Linked DNA regions of Mus musculus: region 1 is linked to region 2. A link is a loop called in an ENCODE intact Hi-C map of the cell type or tissue named here. Cell type or tissue: left cerebral cortex. All regions are shown on one strand. Links, peaks and the distances in the headings refer to the core of each region. The heading gives the core; the rest is flanking DNA.

Region 1 (8,332 bases), core at 240-8,239, 47 kb after region 2:
GTCTCCTGTGAATCAGGCTGCCAGAGCTGCTGAGGGAGAGAGCAAACAGAAATTCTTCACTCAAGATATTAATGGCATCCTGCTGGAGTGAGTACCATCTGTTTGTTTGTCTCTGTTCTCCTATTTAAAATGAAACAGGGACATTGCATCTATCTCCATAAATGATAGAACTTACAAATCTTCAGCAACGGACATTATTAAAATGATATAGTACATGTATTGTCATAGTTGGAAGAGGATTTCTTGACAAGTATGCGATGAAAAAAGAGAATGCAGAAGAATGAATGACAACCTGGTGACCTCAGGTCTGCTGGGAGTTAGGTGCCTTTCAGGGTTCCTCCTCGTTTTCACTTGTGCTGCCATTTCTCTTCATCCCGTCATGCTTTTCCCAGAGCCCCAAAAACCTGAGGTACTTGGTTGTCTGAACTAATTAATAAGGACAACAGCAAGCATACAAAGCTAAGCCATGTCAGGCCACAGCTTTGCAACCCCTTTCCTGGTTATATTAGGTAGCAGGAGCAGCTTGATGCTCAATAGCAGGGCTTTGCTTATGTAAGGACAGTTGTCAAGGCTTGGATGTTTCCACAAATGGCCTCTACTGAGTAGAATGTGGATGAACCTTTTGGCTCAGCACAGGGCCTCAAAGAGCACCTGTGAGAGTTTTGTGTCAATAAAGAGCCTGCTTGATTGTGTCATATAAAGAAAGCTCGGGCTTTTTCTGTTTGTTTGGCTGGCGTCACTAGAGAGTGAGGATTTTCCTGATCTCATGATCATGGATAGAATTAGTAACTGAAAATCAAAATGTGGAGAAGGCTGGAAAGATGCTCTAGTGCCTATAAGAACTTGACATTGCTCTCATAGAGGACCAGGTTTTGGTTCCTAGTACCTAGATGGTGGCTCACAACTGTCTTTAACAACCTGACTTTTTAACTTTAAGTCCAGGGGATCCAGTGTCCTCTTAAGGTTTCCATGGGCACCAGGCATTCACATGGGACAGACATACACATATAGGCAAAACACTTTGCATAAAACAAAAATAAACCTTCGAAATACTGTCAGGAAATATTTCCTGCCAACTCCAAGCATTTTGTTACTTTCACTTTTAAAACTTTCATATTTTCTTTGTTTATGAAATTTAATACTCCTATCTTTTTGTCTTTGGTTTTGTTTTCTTGACTACCTTTGACTTGGTCTTATCCATGACCTAAGAGCCTTGATTCTTTTTTCCTAGCCAAGTTCTTTCAGCTTGAGAGTTTTTCTTGTTGCTGATGGAGATTTTATCGCTGTGGCCACATGGTTGGTTACATTGTGTGACTATCAGCCTACTTTTGGTGCCTAGCTTTCTTCTCCAGTCTGCAACCTAAGGAAGAGAAAACTTGCAGTGAGCTGCAGGCCATTGATGACTGTGTTGTGTTCTTCAGCATAGAGGTGCAAACTCGGGAGCTGACTAGCCAAATCCGTTCTGGGGTGTTTGCCTATCTGGCTTCATTCCTGCCCTGCAGCAAGGATGCTCTAGTCAAGCGTGCTCGGAAACTTCACCTCTACGAACAGGTGGGTGGCAGAGTCTGCCTAAGGATCCCATCTGCTGCACTACCTCCTTCTGATAGCCCGTTATGAGTCCTCAGTGTAAGACTGGTTCATGAGCCAAGCCTGTACTGTGTCCTTTTTTTGTAGGGTGGGCGCCTGAAAGAGCCACTCCAGAAGCTCAAGGATGCCATAGGTAGGGCTATGCCTGAGCAGGTAGCCAAGTACCAGGATGAATGCCAAGCACACACACAGGCAAAGGTTGCTAAGTAAGTATGTCCCATCTCACTTGAGTATCATCTTTCTGTATTATCTTCCTGTATCTCCTACTTCCTCTTAAAATTACTTGTATATATGTGAGTTGTCTGTGGAATGTGCATGAACTTGCAGAATCCAGAAGAGAGTCATATGCCCTGAAGTTGTTAAAGGTGATTGTGAGCTAGGGTGCTGGAAACTGAATTTGGATCCCCTGCAAGAGCAGTATATGCTTTTAAACTCTGAGCTATCTCTCCAGGTTCCTGTCTCTTCTTTTTACACTCCTCCAACACTTTTTACATTGCTCCTTCATGTGTGCTGTCATCCATGTAGGGAGCCCATGTGCTTTATATAGGGCATGGGTGGTTAAATAAAGATGGTGTTAGGTGTTGGCTTGATTCATTGGTGCTTTAGACAAATGAAAGAACCTCAGGAATTATTATTCTTTCCTTATAGGTTAGGTTATATGAAGATAGTTTTTGTTGATTTTCTCTAGGCAATGTAGCACTTTCTGATCTTAAGGAAAGTGCTGTAGAAGGGAGGAGTGGGAAGCTGGTGGGCAGGAGGACCTCAGAATTCCTTCTATTCCCTCTATAGGATGCTGGAGGAAGAGAAAGACAAGGAGCAGAGAGAACGGATTTGTTCTGATGAAGAAGAGGATGAAGAAAAGGGGGGCCGGAGAATAATGGGGCCCCGGAAGAAATTCCAGTGGAATGATGAAATCAGGTGTGCACAAACTGGGACCTTGCATCATTGGAGGGTTTGTGAGACCAGTGTCTGAGCCTGTTCCCATATTGCTAAAGAAGGTTAGGATTGATTACTTTCATGGGTTGCTGAAAGCACACAGTGGTGACTGTGAAACAGCATTTGGGGTGGTGGGAGGTTGCTGATCTCTCTCTCTGCTCCTCAGGGAGCTTCTGTGCCAGGTGGTGAAGATCAAGCTGGAGAGCCGTGATCTGGAGAGGAACAGCAAGGCCCAGGCCTGGGAGGACTGTGTGAAAGCTTTTCTGGATGCTGAGGTCAAGCCTCTCTGGCCCAAAGGCTGGATGCAAGCCAGGTGAGGTCTTTGTGCTGAGGCAGGGAAATCTGGCCTGACTGGGATGATCCCTGCCCCATAGGTTGCTATCTTATTGATTCCATTCTGATGTCACTTGAGTACTTAGGGTCATACTGGGATCTATAAAGGAGACTTCTTAATCTATAAGAGGGATCTTATTTGTGGAGTTCAGTTCTTGTAAGTCCTCATCCCACTTTAGTTGGAAGATTGGCTGCATTCTCTTTTCCTCACAGTATGAACTTTGTTGTTTGATGCAGTGGCTGTACCAGAGGCTAAGAGATGGAAGTCATCTTAGGGACTGCCTCATGGTTCCAAAAAGTTTCATTCACAAGGAGCCACAGTGCTAATTCCATGCTGGAGCTTAGTGTTGAGCTATCCAGAAGCTCCTTCATGTGTGCTGTCATCCATGTAGGGAGCCCATGTGCTTTCTGTAGGGCATGGGTGGTTAGATAAAGATGGTATAAGGTGTTGGCTTGATTCATTGGTGCTTTAGACATGAAATTTTCATCTTTCCTTACAGTTAGGGAATTTTCATTCTTTCCTTACAGTTAGGTTATATGAAGATAGTGTTTGTTGAGTTTCTGAGGGGGGGGGAGACCATGCTACATGTGCTACTTCATATTTTTTCCTTAGGTGGATTTAAATAGCACCACTGCCTTAGGGAACTTGTGGCTATGATAGGTTGCAACAAAGCCATTGACTTTCTTGATGGCTGTACATAAGTTGGTGAGGCCATATTAGGCCTCCTCAGCTGGATTAAGTGCCACTGAGTTCCAGAGCCTTCAGGAACAATCTAGAAGCAGAGTTGTGGCATAGCGGGGTAGATATGATACCCCAGCCCTTTGTCTTTCAGGACTCTATTTAAGGAGAGCCGACGAGGCCATGGACACCTGACATCACTTCTGTAAGTACCTCAGAATTTTATTTTTTGGGGCTCTGCTATTTTAATCTTTTCGTGTGGATCTCTTCTGAATCCTTTCTGTGTTCCTTTCTTTGAACAGGGCCAAGAAGAAAGTAATAGCTCCCTCAAAAATCAAGATGAAGGTGAGTCAGCCTGTTTGGGCCATGTGCCAACTGTCCTGAAGCTATGCTCAGGAAATCTCCTGAGTGATTGTGGCACTCTTGAAGGAGGCAGCCATCTGAGCTGGGCCACATAATTCTAGCTGCAGTTTTCCCGACATTATTCAGCCAGCCCAGGTCTTGTGGTTGTGGGGCTCAAGAATCTGAAGCAGCCCCAAAAGCGTGCAGTGCAAGGCCACTGTAAATGTGAAAGGTCACTTGTGTGGTGGTCTTCTTAAGAAGTATACTCTTGCTGTGGAACTGTGAAGTTTGTAGCAGTAGCAGGGAGAAGTGGCTGTTAGTTACCTGGGAGAACCACAGGGAAGTACAATGGATGGAGCACAGGAATGTGATAACCGTCTCACACATCACAGAAATCTCTCAACAGAGACCTTTGGTACTTGCCAGAGGAATTCGATTAGCCCTGCTTAAAGAGATTGTGAGATCAGATGTTTATTCCTGAGTATCTGAAAAGTTCCTAAAATCTGTGAGAACATACTGTGTTAAGTACTGGGGATACAGGAGCAATGGGATAGATCCTATTCTGATCCCATTAGCATGGCTAGGAGACAGGTATTGTGAAAAGTTAGAGGAAAAGAAGTTAATTGAAAGGAATTCTCATCAGTGGTGGCACACGCCTTTCATCCCAGCACTTGGGGTCAAAGGCATGCAGGCTCTGTGAGTTCTAGGACAGCAAGGGCTACATAGAAAGGGGAGGAAAAAACAGAGCAAAACCCTACCAAAAGCAACTTGGAAAAGAAAAGGTTTATTTTGTCTTACAGCTTATAGTCCATCATCCAGGGAAGTTAGGGCAGAAACTCAAGCAGGGCAGGAGCCTGGAGCCAAGAACGATACAGAGGCCCATAGAGAAGTGCTGCTTGTTCCTTATGGCTTATTTAGCCTGTTTTTTCTTTTTTCTTTTTTAATTAATTAATTAATTAATTAATTAAATTTTACATCTTGACTGCAGTTTCCTCTCTTTCGTCTCCTCCCAGTCTCTCCGCCCCCCAATCCACTTTTCCTTTGTTTTTCTTCAGAAAAGGAGAGGCCTCCCATGGATATCAAGCAGCCCCGGCATATCAAGTTGCTGGAAGACTAGGCATATCCTCTCTATTGAGGCAGCCAAGTAGGAGGAAAGGGTCTCAAAGGCAGGCAACAGAGTCAGAGACAGCTCCTGCTCCCACTGTGAGGAGACCCATGTGAAGACCAAGCTATACAGTTGTAAGATATATGCAAAGGGCCTAGGTCAGTCCTATACAGGCTTTCTGGTTGGCAGTTTAATCTTTGTGAGCTTGTGTGGACTCAGGTTAGTTGATTCTATGGGTTTTCTTATGGTGTCCTTCACCCCTCTGGCTCCTACTTCCCTTCTGCAGGATTCCTCAAGCTCTGCCTAATGTTTGGCTGTGGATCTCTGTATCTTTTTGCATCAGTTGCTGGGCAAAGCCTCTGATGATGATTATGCTAGGCTCCTATTTGCAAGTATAACAATATCTTTAGCTTGGGCTCCCTTTTATGGCATGGGACTCAAGCTCAACCTGTGGTTGGTTGGCTACACCTTCAATTTCTGCTCTATCTTACCCCAGCACATCTTGTAGGCAGGACAGATTGTAAGTTGAAGGTTTTGTGGCTAGATTGATGCCCCAGTCCCTCCATTGGAAGTCTTACCTGGTTACAGGAGATGGCCAGTTTATCAGCCTGCTTTCTTATGGCATTCAAGACCACCAGTCCAGGAGTGGCACTGCTCATAGTGAACTGGGCCTTTCTACGTCAACCATTAATCAAGAAAATGTGGGCTAGAGAGATGGCTCAGTGGTTAAGAGCTCTGGCTGCTCTTTCAAAGGTTCCGAGTTCAGTTCCCAGCAACTACATGGTAGCTCATAACCATCTGTAATGAGATCTAATGCTCCCTTCTGGTGTGTCTGAAGACACCTATAGTGTACTCATACATAAAATAAATAAAATAATTCAAAGAAAGAAAACCAACCTCCCCACCACCCCCCCCAAAAAAATCAAGAAAATGCACCACAGGCCAATCCCAGTTAAGATTATTTCTTCCAAATTGGGCTTGTATTAGGCAGTTGATATACAACTAGCAGGTACAGTGAGTAAACCTTGTAGTATTTCAGAAACTGAAAGAAGAAAAGTTTTGCTGTGGGCATGTGCTAGCCTAAAACCAGTCTCCACCAGCTAGATACATATGACCAGATAATACTATAAGTCAAAGCACACATGGTACCTACACTCATCCATCACTTGTCTTGTAATTACCCAGTAAGCTTGAATTCACATGTTGACATCCTCATAACAGGCCACTATTGGCATCTTTGAGTCCATCTAACTATGAGCATTTCCATTTTCCTTCAGGAATCATCTGTTAAGCTTGACAAAAAAGTTTCTGTTCCATCAGGACAGCATGGTGGTCCCACTACTTTGCTCTCAGAACATCAGGGCGGAGGCCTGAACACTGGGGCAAACAGCAGGGAGCATCCATCCCAGGCAACTTGTGGCCTCACTGACTCTGTTTCTGTCACCCTGGAGGACTCCCTGGATGAAGACCTCGTCAGGAATCCAGCCTCCTCTGTTGATGCTGTGTCTAAGGAGCTGGCTACGTTGAACAGCAGAGCAGCCAACAGTTCCGAATTCACACTGCCTACACCCTCCAAAGCACCAACAGAAAAAGTTGGTGGTGTTTTGTGTACAGAAGAGAAACGGAACTTTGCAAAGCCCAGCTCTTCTGCACCACCCCCCACAAATGCTCTGCAATCACCTCTCAATTTTCTGGCTGAGCAGGCTCTAGCACTGGGGCAGTCCTCTCAGGAGAAAAAGCCAGAGGGTTCTGGCTTCAAAGAGCTATCCTGTCAGGGTCCCCTTAGCAAGGGTGTGCCTGAATTACACCCGTCCAAAGCAAAGCACCACAATTTGCCACGGACGTCTCATGGACCCCAGGCAGCAGCTCCTGTGCCTGGACCCCAAGTCAAAGTCTTTCATGCAGGCACTCAACAGCAGAAAAGCTTCACACCCCCATCCCCATTTGTCAACAAGCTGCAAGGCCCAAAGGCCACCTCTCCACAGTGTCATCGGTCCCTTCTGCAGCTGGTAAAGACAGCAGCCAAAGGCCAGGCATTCCATGCCACTATGCCAGCCTCCTCTGGAAGTTCACCAGCCTCCAGCAGCAGTGCCCATAAGACGACAGCCTCAAACTCTACCACCATCAGCCATCCAGCCAAGCTGCACCCCACCAGCTCTGTGGGGCCGTCTTATAAGAATAACCCCTTCGCTGGCTCAGTCTCTAAACATGGGGCTTCTTCTAGCAGCCCATCGCCCGGAGGAGGAGCCCAAGTGCAGAGCTCTGTTTCTGGGGCCTCGCTCCCGGGGGTGCAGTCTCCCTCAGCAGGACAGTCTGCTAGCCGAGCTGCCCCAAGTTCTGCTGTGAAAAAAACACCTGTTACTCAGAAGCTGACCCTTGTAGCTCCACCTGGAGGTCCAAATGGAGATTCTGGTGGTGGGACCCAGGGAGTGGCAAAATTACTGACTTCCTCCCTGAAGCCTGCTGCAGTTAGTAGTGTGACATCGTCTACCTCCTTGCCAGTGAGTATTCCAACCTTGCAACCTTCCCTAGCTTCAAGGTTTTGGGAATAAGGCTGGTTGTCTTTCACAGGTCTGTAAAAGTGGTCTGAAAGAGAAAGTCAGATGATGACAGTTAAGTGAGATTAGATACTGGGGGGAGTACTGGGTTTTCTGTTTAGTCTCACTTTAGCTGGTGGATGGAGGACTGGTATAGCCTCAATGTCTTAGAGAAACTGGGAGGGAGGGAAAAAGAGAGGGAACATCTTTTCCTAGAACCTGACTTTGCACTGTGACTCAAAGATGGACATACCTTCAGCCATTAGGTAGCAGTTAGAATGTGTTTATACCTCAGTACAAAGTGGCAGTACCTATTGGTTGCAATTCTTTGATTAGCTTGAAGGGACTCTGTAGGATATGGTGACTTGACAGAGCCTAGCAGGGAAGGTGTAGGGTGTGTGTGTATGTAAAATTAGAAGTTTGGCCAAGGGTAGTGTTGCACATCTATAATCCCATAGATAGAAGCAAAATCAGGAGTTAAAAGCAAGACTTGGCTACATATCTACAAACTGAGACCAGCCAGGATACATGAGGCCCTGTCTTAAATTGAAAAGAGGTCTAGAAAGATAGCTCAGCAGGTAAAAGGAAAAAAAGCACATAGACCAGGACACCAGGCTATGGTGGCAGTCACATCTTTACTCCCAGCACTTGGGAGCCAGGCAGAGGCAGGTGGATCCCTGAGTTCCAGGACAACCAGAGTCTCACAGAGAAACCTTGTATGGGGGTGGGGGTGGGGGTGGGGGTGGGGTGACATTACCTCTCTTGAAGAGTGCCTGAGTTTGGTACCCACCACCCACATCAGGTAGCTCACAA
Region 2 (8,332 bases), core at 229-8,228:
TGGCTGAGTCTCCATCAGAGTGCTGAGAACTGAACCCTGGTCGTTGACACTATTTAACTACGGAGTTGTTTCTCTAGCCTACCAGGCACCCTCAAAAACATTTTCTTTTTTTTGACAATGTCTAATTCTGTAGCTCAGTTAGCCTTTAACTTGCAAGGTAGCCCAGGCTGGCTTTGTCTCATGCCATGAGCCATCAAAATTCCATTTTACTCTCTCTTTCCTGAGAACTCAATCCATGTTCTTTATTGTTTCAGAAGCACCAGTAGAGCATTTTACTTTGTTGTCATTTTGACAGAGTGTCACTGTATCTACCATACAAGTCAGTCTGGCCTCAAGAGACCCTCTTACCTCAGCCTCCTGAGCAGCTGAGTCTACACTGTATCAGGTCAGAGGACTATTCGAAAACATTTTCTTGCTTTTGCAATTATTTACTGAGTGAGTGATGTGTGTATGTGAATATGTGGGTCAGAGGTTAGAGGACAAATTGCAGAGGGGAAGTTCTGTCCCCATTTCCACAATATGGGTCCTGGTGATCAAACCCGGATGGTTAGACTTGGTGGCAAGTACCTTTACCTACCGTACTATCTCCCCAGTCCTTCTTACTTATTTATTTTTAATGTGTGTGTGTGTGTGTGTGTGTGAGCGCAAGAGCGCACCTCATGAGAGAGAGAGAGAGAGAGAGAGAGAGAGAGAGAGAGAGAGAACGAACCTCATTAGCCCTGGTTGGCTTATAACTTGCTATGTAGACCAACCTGGCCTCCAATGAACTCAGACATCTCCTTGCCTCTGCCTCCCAAGTGCTGGGACCGAAAGCAAGCATTATTATGTCCAGCCAAAAGATCATTTTTATCACCGCCTTAAAAGAAATTCTAAGGCGATTACCAGAGGATTAAATGGCTTTTTCACAGAAGTCTCTTGCCTGGTGCTGGGTACTTTAGAGCTGAGTACTATTGGTTTCTGGCCTCTATGAAGTAGGTGCAGTCACCCTGCAGAATGTCTTACCAAGGAAGAAGGTGAACAGCACACCTGTGACTTGAAGTTGGGCCTGCCTGACTCAATTCTTGGATGCTTTGCTATCTTGTCTATGTTTTCTCATCAAGAAAAAAGGCAGGTAGAGGCGCGTCCATCAAAGGAAAATTTTCTCACATGCCCAGATGCCCTGTCTGCCCTCACCTGCTCCATCCAGACTGCAGTCCTGAGGAGAATGATGGGGCCATCCAGACTGCAGTGCATCTACAGTGCTTAACCTCGGTTCCTAACAGGAGTGCACGGCCTTTGAGCCTACTGCCGATGGGATCCCCAATCATTTTTGTGATCTTGAAAAGCACCTGATTCAGCAGAAATCAAATTTGGGAGTGGAGTTTTCTGAGAAAGAGAACCAAGCCTTGCTCTAGCACTGAGCTATACTCCAGACCCTAAAATATTTTGTTCTGTGTTGTTTTGGGACAGGGTCTTGCTATGTAACCCTAACTAGCCTGGGATTTGCACTGTATATAGGCAGGCCTGCCATAAACTCTAGAGATTTTTTTTCTCTTTTGGCCTCTGCTGGGATCAACGGCATACACCACCACACCCAGCACCTAAGATATTTTTGTTAATATTGTCGTCATTTACCGCCAGTGTCTCCGTTAGTGATCAGCTCTAACTTAAGCCCCGCAGTTATCATTCACAAGCATAGCATATATCTTAAGAGGGAGAACTTTGCTAGTCTCTGCTCCTTCACTCCATGTAAGAACAATACTCTCATTGCCTGTAGCAGTTTCTCTCTCTCTCTCTTTTTTTATTTTTGAGACAGGGTTTCTCTGTATAGCCCTGGCCCTGTAGCAGTTTCTAACTGCAGAATGCCTTGCTGTTCATCTTGCTCATTATGGACTACATCACAGATAAAAGTATGGTGGTTACAAGGACGAAGCTGGGTCTGCATTACATGTTCCATGTAATGGGATTTCCTTCATTTTATAAAAATGGTTATTTCTGTTTGGTACTATTATTTGTATTTGTATTTTTTTAAAAAAAAAAAAAGTTTTTTTTTTTTTTTTTTTTTTTTTTAAAATGTATGTGTATATGTGTGTATGGACACAAGAGCACAGGTACCCAGAAGCCAGAAGAGGAAACTGGATCTGTTGGAGTTACAGGTAGTTATGAGCCACCTGATGTATATGCTGGAAACTGAACTGTAGACCTCTGGAAAAGCAGTCCACTCTTCAATTGCTGAACCATGCTTTTTGTTTTGTTTTGTTTCTTAATAAAACACAGTCTCTCTACATAGTCCTGGCTGTCCTATAACTTGTTTTGCAGACCAGGCTGGCCTTAAACTCGTTGAGGTACACCTGCCTCTGTCTTCTAAGTATTGGGATTAAAGATGTACATGTGCCACCAAGGCAGGTTTGTTTGTACTCCTGAGAAATGGTCTCACTATGGCCTAGACTTCCTATATAACCTAGGCTGGCCTAGAATGCACAGCACTCCTCATGCCTCAACCTCCTAAGTGCTGGAATTATAGGTATGTGTCATCATGTCTGGCTAGACCTTGAGTAGTTTTAAATAGTTACAACTTTATAACAACATCCTACATATCTTTCTGCCTGGACAAAGCTCAGCTCTTGTTTTACTGGGTGCAGAATGTCGAGTAGAGACACAGATGTCTAATACCTTCAGTTACTCCACTTTCCAAGGCCTGATAAACCTCACCCTTGATACTTACTTTCTCTGCAGTCCGGTTCCAGACAGTCACTGTGTGACCCATTTTTAGCAAGTTGGAGACGATGCCACTTCCCATTAAGCCAAGGCCCAAAAATCCTATCCTGAAAGAGAGAGGTTGATTGGTCCAGGTAAAGGCATCCTGCAGCACCAATGACAATTTTTTTAATGGTGTTGGCATCAAACCCAGGGGTGTTTCATGTTAGGTCAATGGTCAACCACGGAGTCATACTCCTTGGCCCAGGACTGTACCTCTTCCTTTCCTAGACGGTCAGTAAGGGTCCCTAAATGCATATGGCCATTAACCATCAAAGCATGACTTCATGGCTCATGGCAAGTCTTCCAATTGTGAGGCCTCCCCTTGCTGCTCTGATAAAAGCATCTGAGCTACAGCTCTTGAATGGCTTCTTGATCAGCAACCCTGTGCACCAGGCTTTCAGACCACCCCAACTCATGCCAAAATGCATAAGTCACAGAGCCAAAGAGCTGAGAGCCAGGCAACCTCCACAATATGAATGCTAGGACTCGTATGTTCCACCCTTTCCTGACATCTGTTCTCCCAGGTTCTCACACTCAACCTACCTATCTACATCCCCGAAAGCACCGTTCCCAACGCCTTCCTTTCTCTGCAGCTGACATGCATATAGCAAATTTTGCCTACCTCAAACTTTCTCTACCTACTCCTTCCTCAAACTGGAGAACTTTGTGGGGCTGCTTGCTACTCCTGTTATCTTTATGCACTCGTACAGAGATCTACATCTTGTCTAAAAGTCTCTTTTCTAGTTCTTGTACATTATGAATATGTATAGGTCAAAAGATAACTTTGAATGTTATTCTTCAGATATTACCACCCTTTTTTTGGAGACAAGGTTCTCACTGGCCTGAAACTTGCAAAGCAGGTGAAGCTGGTTGGCCAGTGAGTCCCAGAGATCTACCTGTCTGTCCCTGCACTGATATCAGATCTGCAGCACCATGCCTAGCTGTTTCATGTGGGAACTGGGAACTGAATTTAGATCCTCACTTATGTGCTTTACTGAAGATTGACTTCAAACTCAATCTTTCTGGGCCTTGTTTTAAGAACTGAGATACAGCCTCACCTTGTAGCTCAGTCTGGCCAGCTATGTAATCAGTGACCTCAACTTAACAGCAATGTTCCTGTGTCAGGCTTCTGAGTGTGAGGACCAGAGTGAAGCATTCCACCCAATTGGTTCTTACATATCTTTATCTCTTTTTTCTATCAGAAATTCCACCTTTTTTTGTTTTCTATTTGGGTTGTCTCTCAGCTCTCTGCAGAATTCCCATGAAGACTCTGTGCAGTCTCTTTGGTTCTTCCCTTTGGTTTTTGGGAATCCAACCTGCAGGCACCCTTGAGAAACTACTCCTTTATTTGGAGGCTTACACTTACAGGGATACCCAGGACTCAACACTCTCTGTTTGAGCACATACAACATCTGAACCAAAGCCACCACCTTCCTCAACAAAACAGGGTTCTTTGACCACTAGGTTCCATGCCTAGACTTCTGCCATTTATAGCTCTTTTGTGTAGTACAGTTTCCTCTAGGAATGTCTACCAAGACAGGGAAATATTCTTTCCTTTTGTGTTTTGGAGAACCCAATAGATCTATGAATGAAGTATCTGGATTTCCATCATGACAAGTGACAGTTCAATAGTCTCTGTGTCAGCGTGGATTAATGTGGATCAGTTGCTTCATGGCTACTTCAAACTCATGTTAAGAGTCAGTTGCTTTGAGAGGCAGTCAAGATCTTGGGTAAGAATATGAGGACTCAAGTCCTTAGCCCTGTGCTGGTCTTGTTTGTAAAACAAATACAATGCTTACTAAGGGATATCTACCTTCTATGTCTGGCCTTCACCCTTTGTTTGAGACGTGGTTGTGCTAAGCAGCCCATGTTAGCCTAAAACTCCTAAACCTTCTCTATCCTGGTGCCTCAAGCGCTGGGATCACAGGTGTACGCTACCATCTCTGGGTTCTAGCTCCCCTTTGATTAGCTCCTATCTTCTGCATACTGCAGAGGGTAGTTCAAGAAGAACTTGTGTAACTAGGGATTTCAACAGTTTGAACTGTCAAAAGACACACTGAGTTTAGTCTGTGAGACAACTGTATGGAAGGTACAAACTAGAATTTATACTTGTTATATTGTTCACAAGATAGTCTCTTATAGACACCCTTTTCACGAAGTGACTGCAGACTCAACAGGCTCGCAATGAAGCAGCAAAGGCAAGGAAGTGTGTGGAAGGTTTGGGGACCATAGTCTAGGCAAGGTGGGAGGTTGACGGCAGGTACATGGGAAAGGCTAGGAGGTGATGAGAGAGAGAGAGAGAGACATACATACAGACAGACAGAGACAGGTAAAGCAAAACAAAGGGTTTTACTCCAAAAACTTTCTAATCTTGAAGTTCCCATCACAGGGTCTACTGAGCTACATTTCCAAGAATGGTCCCAGACTAGCAGTGTCAGCAAAGGCAGTTGTGCTACTTACAAGGACATGAATTCTAAGCCCACACCTTCTATCAACTGAGAAGGACTATCTCAGGCTTGAGGTAGTGCTTAAAAAGACATCATTTTTATGGGGCTCAGAGAACTTCTGAAACAGTTGCTCAGACTTACTGACAATTATGGAGCCAAGTCCTTAGCCTAGTCCCAAGGGATAGACCCTGGGGGGAGATGGCAACTTCCACCTTTGAGAAGTGAAACTGTTCCCAAATTAGTTATCAGTGGCTTAGACAGAGCCCTCAGGGCTTTCTTGGTGCCACCTCCCTAGTGCTCATAGAATCCAGAGCCTCCAGGAGGCCGCTGATCCAAGGTCTTACTTTTTGTCTGTGGGTGTAATGCTGCCATTCACAGCTGTGCTGTCTGCTGCCTGGATGGAGGTGGAACCAGTTTCCTAGGGATAGGAAACACAAATAACTGTTCAGCAATTTGCCCATGATGAGACCACAGGGGAAATAAAAACTACAACAAGGCAGGCAGCCTACATACCTCTTCACATATTTTCAACTTCTTTGTGATTGCCTGGTAACAGACAGCTGGCTAATAAAGAGGGAAGGGGGAAAAAAAAGACCATTTATTAAGTGTAAGAGTTCTACATAGTAATTTCCCAAAATGGTTAGGCCTAAAGTGAGATGGTAACACAGAATATTTCTTTGTCGTATAATTTTATCAAATTCAGAGTAAACACTCATTACCTCAACACTCCACATAGTTCTTCGAAGGTCTCTGATTCTGAGCATCAGAGGTGTCAACTTATATGCCTCGTTTTGGGAGTTGGTCAGAAGAGCCGGGCTGGAAATGAAATCTGCCCACTTTCAAAGCCACCCACTGCAATGGGATCTTTGCAAAGTTTGGCCCAACCTCTGGCCTCACAAACATGAGTAAAGCTTCCTGCTGCAATACAGGGTTGAGAGGCCATGCTGACCACAGGGCCACAGGATGTGGCACCAGGCACATGGGCAAGCTCCCGGGCATGGACAGGCTGTATGCCTAGCTCCTCCCACCCTAGACTCTGAAGGGCAGTGATGATAGCTTAGCAGCACAAGGGCTGAGTTCTAAAGGTTTTGTTTATTCTTAATCTCACTGGCACCTGATTTCCTCATGGGCCCACACTGTCACTCAGCTGGTTGCCATGGCAACATAAACACGTTTGCCTCAAGTGAGCACTCACCTTCTCTGTTTGGCTCAACAGAAAATGATGAAAATGAGGATCTGCATCTTTGACTGGCTGAAATTGAAAGACAAAGACATCAAATGAGCTGTCCACTATTAGTCCCTTCCTCTTGCCTAGAAGAGGGACTCCCTCTTGCTGCATGACTTCTCCAACTAAGTCTCCTTCACAGCTGTCTGGAAACTTCTATTTCTGAACTAAGTCTTTTTTTTTTTTCTTTTTTTTTTCTTTTTCCTGAAACAGGGTTTTTGTGTAGTTCTGGCAGTCCTAAAACTTCACTCTGTAGAACAGGCTGGCCTCAAACTCAGATCTCTGCCTGCCTCTTCCTTCGTCTTTTTTTCTTATTTTTTCAATTTCTGGAACTAGGGACAGAATTTAGGGCCTTGCCCATGGTAGGTAAGTGTTCTACCACTGAGCTCCTCCTCCAAGCCTTCTTTCCAGTTTTTTAAAAAGAGACGCTTTCACTTTATAGGTCTGGTTGGCCTTGAGCACAAAGAGAGCCGCCCACCTTTGCTTCTTTCAGACACCAGAAAAGTGCATTGGATCCCATTACAGATGGTTGTGAGCCACCACATGGTTGCTGGGAATTGAACTCAGGACCTCTGGAAGAGCAGTTGGTGCTCTAAACCACTGAGCCATCTCTCCAGCCCCCACCTTTGCTTTTTGAACTTTGTCTTTTTTTACATTTTATTCTGAGATAATATCTAAGTTACACAGCTGGCCTTCAACTTACTTGGTCACCAGGCAGGCTATTACCCTGTGACCCTCCTACTAGAAGGAGGTGCTCCTTTGCTAGGACTACACGCCTATGTCACCAGCTTAGTTCTGGTCTTTCATAAACCACTGCCATACTAGCTAAGGGAAAAATAGGCTCAAGTACAAAAAGACAGATGTTTCTGCAGGTTGAGATCAATCACTCTAGTAACTGTGTGGACTAATATCACAAAGCTCTCCTGCATTTTAGTACTAAGCATTCACCAGGCATATAGTTGGCCTGGCAATATAAACCACAGCAATTCTAGGACTCTTCTACCTTCAGAGTACTGATCTCCTTGGGTGTGAGGCCAAACCCTTGTAGGTCTTGGCTTTCTGGGGCCAATTCTGATTATAGTCACTATGACTATAGATCTCCACAGCTGTTCATAACTCTGCCTAGCACCAGGTGCAGGCACAGTGAAGCTAGTATGATGTCTCCTCCAATCCCCAAGCTACTCAACATCTGCACTGGTAGCTACATGTCTGCAATCCCAGCACTTGGGTATCTGAGGCAGAAGGATCTTCAGTTTGAGGCCAGCATGGATTACCCTGTCACAAGACAAAATAACCTCTTTTTTAAACCCTCCCCAGGGGGGAAAAAAAAAAAAATCACCTCCCCCTTGGGGTGGGGTGGGGGGAACAACAGAGCATTTATGGAAGACAAGGTGTTTACAGTCAACACAAAAGCAATCCTACCCTAAACAGTGAGAATGATAGCGGGTCTATAATCCCACATATGATGCTAAACAGGCAGACTACCTGGAACCTCAGACCTAAACATGGAGTTTTTTTTAACCTCCAGACTTCCGTAGTTTGTTCCAATAAAACAAAACCAAAAACCAGAAAAGGGAGAAAAGGGAAAGAGGCTCACACAGCATAGCCAGAAAATCTGCTATGCTCTTGTTCTGACATTGTGGACAGTCCTACGAGCAGGAAAGTTCTTTACCTCGGTCGCTGTTGGCTGCCATTTAAATGCAGCCATCGGTCCAGCCATCATCCCCTTTACAGTGCTAGACTCAGGGATGGTGAGGTCCTACAGGAGAAAGGCAGAGAGAGCATCAGCACACTTTGCTTCCCCTTTTGGCCACACTCAACCCTGAACTAAGCTCCTGGCAAGTGCCATGGTCTAAGTGTAAATATAAGCCAACCCAACTACGTGGGAGAAAAAGGGCAACTCGTTCTTGCTGTTTTGTAC

Evidence for each region. A loop is a pair of places that touch in the nucleus more often than their neighbours do. Peaks named below come from ENCODE experiments on the same cell type or tissue, not always from the same donor. Only the 100,000 strongest peaks of a DNase experiment are listed, where the experiment ranks them.
Region 1: a loop joins it to region 2, with 2.6 times the contacts of the local background. A loop is called at or near these places in 7 of 42 quality-filtered maps.

What each region holds. Positions count from the first base shown.
Region 1 is chr16:5,070,633-5,078,964 of GRCm38, forward strand. Ubn1 (ubinuclein 1) reads left to right here. Exons shown (of 19, transcript NM_026666.4): 9 at 17-87; 10 at 1,422-1,551; 11 at 1,675-1,793; 12 at 2,377-2,505; 13 at 2,690-2,836; 14 at 3,690-3,740; 15 at 3,838-3,880; 16 at 6,260-7,483. Among named protein-coding and RNA genes, the nearest start is that of Gm23483, 14 kb to the left of the region's middle. In left cerebral cortex, for the core only: no CTCF peak of the experiment used is centred there; a DNase peak (open chromatin) is centred at 3,910; H3K27ac peaks cover 520 bases.
Region 2 is chr16:5,023,804-5,032,135 of GRCm38, forward strand. Glyr1 (glyoxylate reductase 1 homolog (Arabidopsis)) reads right to left here. Exons shown (of 16, transcript NM_001079814.1): 6 at 8,084-8,170; 7 at 6,382-6,438; 8 at 5,700-5,750; 9 at 5,531-5,604; 10 at 2,705-2,804. Among named protein-coding and RNA genes, the nearest start is that of Rogdi, 14 kb to the left of the region's middle. In left cerebral cortex, for the core only: no CTCF peak of the experiment used is centred there; no DNase peak of the experiment used is centred there.